Linked DNA regions of Homo sapiens: regions 1 and 2 are each linked to region 3. A link is a contact called in ENCODE Hi-C or POLR2A ChIA-PET data. All regions are on one chromosome and are shown on one strand. Each heading gives the region's core, a stretch centred on a gene start or an enhancer-like site at or near the end of the contact. The rest is flanking DNA. Distances are from core to core; before and after follow the strand shown. Region 1 overlaps ADAMTSL1 (ADAMTS like 1). Region 2 overlaps ADAMTSL1 (ADAMTS like 1). Region 3 overlaps ADAMTSL1 (ADAMTS like 1).

The links. Hi-C counts contacts between places; a loop is a spot of excess contacts on that map. ChIA-PET counts read pairs that join two places held with the same protein, here RNA polymerase II (POLR2A). Pooled maps may share reads with other maps.
Region 1: a map of posterior cingulate gyrus shows a loop between it and region 3 (2.0-fold over the local background). The contact joins two enhancer-like sites. A Hi-C loop is called at or near these places in 4 of 168 maps with a recorded cell type or tissue (adrenal gland, mammary epithelial cell, posterior cingulate gyrus and 1 more) and 2 of 50 pooled maps.
Region 2: a map of PC-3 shows a loop between it and region 3 (5-fold over the local background). The contact joins two enhancer-like sites. A Hi-C loop is called at or near these places in 3 of 168 maps with a recorded cell type or tissue (PC-3, endothelial cell of umbilical vein and heart left ventricle) and 1 of 50 pooled maps. POLR2A ChIA-PET finds 5 or more read pairs at or near these places in 1 of 52 experiments (WTC11).

Annotation. Positions count from the first base shown.
Region 1 is chr9:18,604,748-18,607,601 of GRCh38, forward strand. The region is part of intron 4 of ADAMTSL1 (ADAMTS like 1); the gene reads left to right. Among named protein-coding and RNA genes, the nearest start is that of MIR3152, 33 kb to the left of the region's middle. RefSeq lists an enhancer at 1,933-2,542. Within about 2 kb of position 1,289, at least 8 of the 41 ENCODE cell types and tissues checked have a DNase peak (open chromatin) inside an H3K27ac peak, as active enhancers do.
Region 2 is chr9:18,564,821-18,567,890 of GRCh38, forward strand. The region is part of intron 3 of ADAMTSL1 (ADAMTS like 1); the gene reads left to right. Among named protein-coding and RNA genes, the nearest start is that of MIR3152, 7.0 kb to the right of the region's middle. Within about 2 kb of position 1,476, at least 2 of the 41 ENCODE cell types and tissues checked have a DNase peak (open chromatin) inside an H3K27ac peak, as active enhancers do; they include PC-3 and endothelial cell of umbilical vein, where a contact is called at or near this core.
Region 3 is chr9:18,489,251-18,492,210 of GRCh38, forward strand. All of the region lies in intron 1 of ADAMTSL1 (ADAMTS like 1), which reads left to right. Among named protein-coding and RNA genes, the nearest start is that of ADAMTSL1, 17 kb to the left of the region's middle. Within about 2 kb of position 1,486, at least 8 of the 41 ENCODE cell types and tissues checked have a DNase peak (open chromatin) inside an H3K27ac peak, as active enhancers do; they include PC-3 and endothelial cell of umbilical vein, where a contact is called at or near this core.

The sequences.
Region 1 (2,854 bases), core at 39-2,538, 120 kb after region 3:
TCTGCAATTCTTGTAGGTAGATAGGCGCAAAAGTAGCATTACAGAATCACGTGGTAATTGCATGTTTAATTTTTTTAGGAACAGCCATACTGTTTTCTGCAGGGCTGCACCATTTTACATTCCCACCAGTTCTGCCTCCTACTCATGCCTACTCTTAGTTTATGAAGCCCTCTAGAGCATAGCTGCTGCAACTTTTGAGTCTTTTACCCTTTAACAGCTAGGACAATACCATTCCCATAAAGAGTGTTGATTAAAAGACATGCTCACTGTAGTGGAGATCATGATACTAAAATTACTTCAGCTTCTCCAGGAGATTTACAAATGTTCGGCCATGGAACTCCTCTCACTTGTATTCTTCCCTACCTTTTTTCCCTCTTCTGCTCCCAAGCTCAGAAAATAACCATGAAAATAGTGAGATGCCTCTCTGCAGGAAAAAAATAAAAGTGTAACTGTGCCTCTTTGCATACCAATGGGGTATTTCAGAGAGTGGCAACCTGTTTATCTATGCAGTTGTTGATTTATGATCGCCAGTACATGTTTGGCAGGCTGAATCCACATCTGCAATTTAAATGACTGCTTACAAAATGAGCCTTTTTTCCCTAATATCCAATTAGGACCAAGCGCTGGCATTGTAGATGAAAAAGCGGTTATGTTGAAAACAGTTCTAATCCCAATTGCAAAAGAAGTTATCACTGGTGGAACTATCAGAAAAACACTTGCTTCAGGCATGCAATCTTGACAGTCTACACATTTTAAGGCAAGAGCATGTTTGTACTCAGCAATGGGTTCTGCACTCCACCTTGGGAAAGAAGAACAGAAAAGACAGCCTGCTTTTGGTGTAGGCCCAGAGACAGCATCAGGCCTCAGATGAGTTTCCCACGTAACTCTTCCTATATCCCTCATTTTGTAACTGCATCACCCCGGTACTATAATCTTGAACACTTTTGGTGCTAAAGCTGCCAATTTTCCTGATTTTGTGTAATTTTTTGAGGTTCACAAATAGAAACAAGTGTACAAATATTCCATTCACATGCTTTCTAAATGTTTTTATTTTACCTTTGACTGAAAGGGGTCAAAGCTGAGTATAAAGGTGCTTTGATATTGGAACACACTCTCCTTGCGTCACGCTTGACCCAGGCTGGGTGGTGGAAGCAGAGGTAGGTGCTACTTGTGTGAACTGTGTGTTCAAGTCAGCATGCTCTGGAATTGATAGTGTGTCATTCTGGGCTTTCTACCCCTTTCTGACACTGCGTGGTACAAACCAAAAGTTCACATTGGGGTCATGATTGCTGGCTTTTGGCAGGGCTTGGCGAGAAGGTCTCTGCAGGGTTAGGCCGCCCAGATGCGAGCTGTTTGGGCTGAGTTCAGTTTGTTTCCATTTGCTCCCTCTCCCTCCTCCCCTCTCCTCAGTCATGCCAACTGCTACTGGAGATGTTTTTCCTCTGTTTAAGGTAATAACCGAGTCAATGCTGAAGCCAAGCTATAGGCAAGCATTGAAAATAAATTTTCAAGGGGGTTGTTTTCATATTATTAGGAAAAGCCTTGGAATCTTTTTGAAAGTTTTTGTTTCCTGAGAAACTGCCCTTTGGGAATATCTTTGTTTTTTGAGTGCCTTTAGCTTGGTGCTGAGAAATAAACTTAGGAAATATGATTGAGATGTAGTGGGCTAGGTTTTTAAACAAAATGCTCTAAACATTCCCTCAAAAACCATTTCTCTAAACAGAGCGCTCGCATGAGTAGCTGATTAGTACATGTGGTGCTGCCTGACCTCTTGAGGATACACACTGTTTGCTTGAAAGTCCCCTGGTATATTAGGTGACCTAGTGTAATAGGAATGACATTTTTTAAAGAGACTAAATCCCAATTCTGTCATTTTCTAGATAGGTGATATAGGCAGTTGCTTTGGTTTTGTCACCTGTTCAGTTGCAGAGTTTGTTTTACAGGCTTCACGAACTCTGTAAAACACCTGACAGGACTTGATCCACACACCGTACTTCATAAACACCACAATTCCTTCCCCCCCAGTTTTCTTATTTATTGCCTCTTCTCGGCCTCAAGTTTGGTAAGTGAGAACCATCCGCTGCTGCAGTCTATAATTTCCTAATGTAATTTCCCACTCTTCAGAATAATTGTGGCTCACAGTATTTATTTTCTCCCTTCCTGCCAACTGAGATACAACCTCCATTCACTTGCCCTAAGACAAAAGGTTTTGTGGCTTCCAGCTGTGAAGACCAGATCTCACTGAGACAAACAACTGCTGTTATCTTAGGGAAAAAGACAAACCAGCCAACAATGAGCAATCCATGTAAGCCTTGCTCTTAACACACTCATTAAAAAGAATTTTGAAATTGAGGTTGGAAATCATCTGACAACTCAATGCCTAAATGTTGTGGGGAGCATGTTCATAAAAATTCTTCTAGTAAGAAATGTGTTCATCTCCCCTTTGATATGTATCCCAGCCTGTGATTCACTGGAACATGCCTGCACCTACAGAATATAGTTCAACTTTCGATTGTAAAATTTTAATGTTGAAAAACAGCCCGAAGTCTAGGTCAACACTCTGCCAAGAATTCACTTGAAACAACTGTTGAAAACCATAAAATTCGTGGTCAAATATGTTTTTCTATCGAATATGGCATTTGATAGACCCACTTTGTAGAATATGGGGACTTTTCAATTTAGATTCACATAGATATATTGAAAAGAACGCATTGCATATTTTTTTTCAAATGACTCAAAATTTTTTTAATTGACGCTGTATTATGCAATACATTTGAAACTATAATCTTTGGTGATGATTCCATGCAGCATTTTCATAATTTCTTTTATTATTATTATTATTATTATGCTTTAA
Region 2 (3,070 bases), core at 226-2,725, 76 kb after region 3:
AAAGAAAGGGACTAAAAATAATAAAAAGCCTCAAGGAATGAATATTTTCAAAATTGAGAGAATTTAAGACTCTAAAATGACAAACTACAACCAGTCTTAGAAATACCTCTAGGGAACTGGATTCCAAACGTCTGCATTCTTCAAAAGAGAAAAAGTAAAAGCACTGAAACAAAAGCTACCCAGAGGAAAAAAATGAACTTTTAAAGCTAAATGTTTTTACTTAGATCAACTCTCAGATGCCTGGAAACATTAAAAACTAGCCTGGCAAACCATTTGTTTTCAGATAACAAGCTATAATAGAGCAAGGAAGGTGGGATTGATGATTCATTATATCACACATTTCATATCTTTTATGTCTGGACCTGAATGAAGACATTGGAACAGTTTAAAGCTTTCAATATACCTGTAACTAGTGTTCTCTTAGTAAACACATAGTAGGGCACACCCAAAGTTTGAATATATTAGAAAGAGTTCCATATTATTTTCAAGGTCATAGAGTTATAAAGGTATAATTTCACTGAGCATGAACTTGATCTATTGTAAGGTATTAAGATGGTTAATGACTAATTTTCACAAACACTCATTTCCCTTGAATATGTTATTTTCCAAAAGACTTGAGAGTTTGGGGGAAAAGTAAAAGAAATCTGTAAACCTTTTGCACCAGGAAAAAGAACAAAAGCAAGGAGTTTTAAACTATACCTAGTATACATGAAAATATGGTGCCCTAAGCCATTTAATCCTAGTTATGAAAAAAAAAAAAAAAAAGCCTGTTGGCCTTTTCAAAAAGGAGGGAAAATTAGCCAAGAACGGCCTTTACCTGCTATGGCACCATCCTCCAAAACTGACCCCACTTTCTGTTCTTTGCACTTACAGTGATGTGTTAGAGATTTAAATATTATGCTCTTAAAATGTAACAGAGTTGTCTCCACGCAGACTGTCTAGACAGGGCAGCAACTATGTCTGTTTAATTTCATTTTACATAGCAGCTAGCAATCTTGCACAAATAAATGCTTTTGATGATAATTTTGATGTTAGTATAATCAGGTGGCCAAAATTTGGGGGTTAAAGCTTAGTACTTTAATATGAGTACTTTATAGTGCGTGCTTACAACATTAAATGTTATATAAAATTTACAAATGTCTGGCTATTTTTTAAATAATAAAGGATTTCAGCACATTTTATGTTTCTTAATATTGGCCTGTTAAATTTGTTTACATGGAGAAGGAAATATCAGTCTGCCTATTCAGAAACTAGGCAAGACTCCCTAACCAACTTTCCTAGTGTCTGAAATGTATTAGTATTCTTGTAAATTTATTCTCGTAAATTTTTTTTGAAAGAAAGAAAAAAATTAGATATTCCATCAATTAGAAAACTAAGATTCAAATTCCTGCAAGACTTATGAAAGCAGCACTGGAGTTCCCACAATAAAAAATATGACGTCTGTTTCCTTTATTCAATGTGTTAGTCATTCTTTCAACAAATATTCGAGTACCTGGTATGTAACAGAAAGCCAAATGGGAAAAGATTGCTGTCCTTCTGGAGGTTCTGCTGTAGTAGACGAAGACAGACAATAAAATGTTAAGCACAGTAAATGAGTAAATTATCCGATATACTTGTGGGTGACTAAGTGTTATAGGAAAAAGGAAAGTTGAGCAGGATAAAGACAAATCAGCAGTGGGAATGGGATTGCAGTTTTACACAGAGTAGGCAGCCTAAGCTTTGTGGAGGTGATATTTGAGCAAAGACTTGATAAAGGTGAGGTAATTCGCTCCTCAGAATCTGGGCAAAGAGAATTCCAGGCAGAAGGGATGGATAATGCATGCATCCTAAAGTAAGAGTGTTCCTGGAATGTCCCTGAAGACACAGGGCCTTGATTCCAGAAAAATCAAGGGTGACTGGAGCTAAGTGAGCAAGGACAATAGGATGTGACAGGCCTGAGGGATGATGGGGGCTCTCATAAGACCATTCTGGCCACTGTGCTGACAAAACTTTCCAGGAGAGCAAGGGCAGAAGGGAAATTAGGAGACTATTGCAAGAACGCAGGCATGACATGATGGCTCCTTGGACTTGGTTGTGATCAGATTCTGTGTTTTTTGTGTATAGAAAAATAGTTCTGATGGATTGGATATGGAAGTCAAATATGGCTCTAAGGCAGTGGTTCTCAAAGCGGGTTTGCCAAATTAGCAACATTCGCATCACCTGGGATCTTGTTTGAAATGCAAATTATTAAGCCTCACCCCAGGTCTACTGAATTAGAAGCTCTGGAGGGTGGGGCCCCAACAATCCTGTATTTTAAAAAGGCCTTCAGGTGATTTTGATGTACGTTTAAGTTTGAAAACCACTGCTTTAAAGTTTTTGACTAGGCTGGGCAAGGTGGCTCATGCCGTTAATCTCAGCACTTTGGGAGGCTGAGGCAGGTGGATCTCTTGAGGTCAGGAGTTCAAGACCAGTCTGGCCAACATGGTAAAACCCTGTCTCTACTAAAAATACAGAAAAGTAGCCAGGTATGGTGGCACACACCTGTAATCCCAGTTATTTAGGAGGCTGAGGCAGGAGAATTGCTTGAACCCAGGCAGTAGAAGTTGCAGCGAGCCGAGATCATGCCACTGCACTCCAGCCTGGGTGACAGAGCCAGAAAAAAGAAAAAACAAAAAGGTTTTGGCCTGAAGAGTATAGAGTTGACATTGGGTTGGGGAATGCTGCAGGGAGAACAGATTTCATGGGGATAGCAGGAGGATCAGGGATTCAGGTTTGGACATGATGAGTTTCCAGTGTCTTAGATGTCCAGATGGCAAGTGAGCAGTTGTATACAGTAGTCCCCCCCTTATTCTCAGGGAATATGCTCCAAGACCCACAGTGGATGTCTAAAACTGTGGATAGTACCTAACCCTATAGATACTAACACAAATATATTCTTATACACACATACAATGCATGTATCTATGTACTTATGTAAGAAAATATAGATAATTTCTCATACATATATGAGATAAAGTTTAATTTATAAATCACATTGAGAAATTAGCAAAAATAATAAAATAGAATTTTAACATTTAATATTATTGATAGA
Region 3 (2,960 bases), core at 236-2,735:
CCTTCCTCCCTGTGAAAATCAAAAACTTAGGAGCCCCTTGTCCCTAAAACAGGGATAATATACTGATTCCAGGAACTCCTGTAGTCAATGTGAATGCACTTTGTAAATTGTTAAGTCTATATGTGAGAGGAAGCATTCTGGTGCCTAATGTGAAGATGATCATCCGATCCTGTTACATAGCATGCACAAAGAGATTCAGAAATCCTCCAGTTACCAGGATGTCGCGTAATCTGAAGTATAATGCACCAGCCACTTCAATGTATACACTTTTCATTCAAAAAATAGGAACCATGAACATGTTAAATCATTTCGTAAAAGATAGAAGAAATTAAAACCTTCCTGAGCCCAATTTGAAGGGACAAAATAAAACATACGCTGAGAACATTCAGTCTTCCACACAGACTAGTCATCTCATCTTTTATTTTCTTTATTTTTCTTTTTCTAGATGGCCATTGTGTGAGATTAAGTATTTGGTCATATTTCCCACTGCTCTTCTCAGATAGCTAAATTTAATTCTTATCCAAATGACCGACTTACCCAACTGTATACCACTTATTTAATTAGACATAAAGAGATACTAAATTCCTCTCATCTGTTGAGGAAATGATGGTAACCTGGCTTTGTCTCCTACCCTTTAACAGAAACCTCATTTCCCCTTTTTTCCTAAAATGCCCATAAACCTTCAGTGCCTCATAGTAGTATTATGAGGATCAAATAAGTACGTGTAAGTACTTTGAAAACTGTAAAACCTTAGTCATCTCGTGCTCAAAAGCCTTCACTGTCTCCAGCTGTCTGGAGTCTACTCAAGGACCAATTCCTCAGCTGGGATCCAAGGCCCTGTCCCAAACCATCATTCCTATCTTATGTTCAGCTGTTTTACTGCATGTGTCCTGGCACACTGAGACCCATGCCACAGAGGAACTGGCCTGGCCAGAGCTGGAAGCAGGCTGGGGTCCCAGTTGTGTATCACATAGAAGACCACTGCAAGAAGAGTCTGAATGGGGGCTCTAGCAGACAGGGGGAACAGAAGGAAGCTACACAGCAGAAGCAGAATAGGTGGCAGAGGCAATTGATTGGAGGGAGGGAGAGGGGGTAGGTGAAGGGGATGAGGAGGAAGACAGAGGAGGCTGGAGAAAGGGGAATTGTTGTATAGCAATGTCTGTATGTTCATCACTATGCTAGGGGGAAAGACTGCTAAAATATTGGGGCCCCAAATAGCGAGCTTGGTTTTGGATGTGCTGAGTTTAAAGTATCAACAAAGCATTCAGGTAAGTGAAACTAGAATCCTGGAGATTGGAAGAGACGTAGATTTGTAAATCACATGCAAGGAGAAGACAACTCAAGTGAGGAAAGTGGATAAGATCAATCGGAGCACAGAGAGAACAGGGGCCTGAGGAAAGAGTCTTGGGGATGACAGCATTTGCTAGTCCAGATGAGTAAGAAAAGGCAGGGGACAAAACAGGGGAGAACTCGCTGCCAAAGAAGCCAGGGGAGCATATTCCGCAGCAAGATGTGAGGGAAAGTCATAGGATGTGGTGAATTACAGGATGCTGATGAATTTCAGAGGAGCCACGTCAGCCAAGCGGTGGGCAGAAGCCAGATTACAAAGCACTAGAGAATTCGGGAGTATTGGGGAAGTGGGTGCAGTGAACATGGGTTAGCCTTTCAAGAAGTTTAGAACTGAAAGGAAGGGAGGCAGGAGACAGGTTAGCCCTCACCACTGACAGAGTGGAGTGTAAAGGCAGGAAAGCACAAAGCAGGAGCTATGTGATAAAAGGGAGCTTGGTTTTAATAAAAAGAAGAGAAAGTGCTTTCGTCTTAATAGCTCAAAGAATGCTGATAGCAGCCGTGTGTGAAATTGATTTCTGAGGCCCAGCACCAGAGACAGAGAGGCTGTGAGGCAAATGGGGTAGTAAACCATGATTTAGCACCTTCACTTTCTCTGCTTATTACAAAACAGGCTTTAAAAAAGATGCCTGTGGTGTGCCTCAGCATTCTTGATATTTTCTGTGGCCAAGATCCATTTTAATATATTCCTGAGGCATTTTGGTAATTCTAACACTGCCTGAGACATTAATCTATTAACTTTTCACATTGCTAAGCATGTTAATGCAATTTAAATATTATTTCTCTTAAACAACATCGATGTGGAAGGAAAAAGAACTCTTCTTGCTGGAAACAAAAAGGTAACAGGCTGAAAATGCTTACACGTTGAAAGCACAATTAAGCTTTATAAACTCTCAAAGTATTTGCTTCTACTCTGCAAGCATTGAGAGCCAGAGATGGCTCACAAAAATCACAAAAAATCATGTCATGTTTCATGTACTGTTAATAATAAACATTTAATAAGTGGTTTTGCAGATGGCTCCTTAACATGATCATTTAATTTATAAATTAGAAGATGGTAGTCCTTCCCATATATACAATATCTGGATTATATTTTTCAGTTTAAAAATGCCAAAAGTATGCAGAATTTAGCCAGCCCCAAAACGTAAATATTTCTGTTGACTGGAAGATAGGAAGAGATGACTGCTATATTTGTCTCTAATCACCATTATTATTTCCCATTTTAATACAAGTAGAGCTGTACTATTTACAGATAATGATGACAAATTATAGTGGCCCGATAAGGACAGGTTCTTTTAGACAGTTATTTTAAATGAGGCACTTATACTACAATCTACTCTGGACAAGATTTTAAAGAAAAAATTGTAGGCTATCATGTTTTTGAAGTAAATACCTATTTAACTAGAGAATGCATGGCTTGATTGATGTAGTTACAACAAAAGCTATACTAAGACAATAGTAACTGACTCTCATTTATTATTGATAAAGGACTTAATATGTAGGAAAGCATTTTAAAAAACTAAGTTACACAGTAGGGAAGCACAATAACAGAGTTTCTGTTTTGATACAAAACAAAGTATGTCATGAAGATTATTGATATAGCACATTATAAT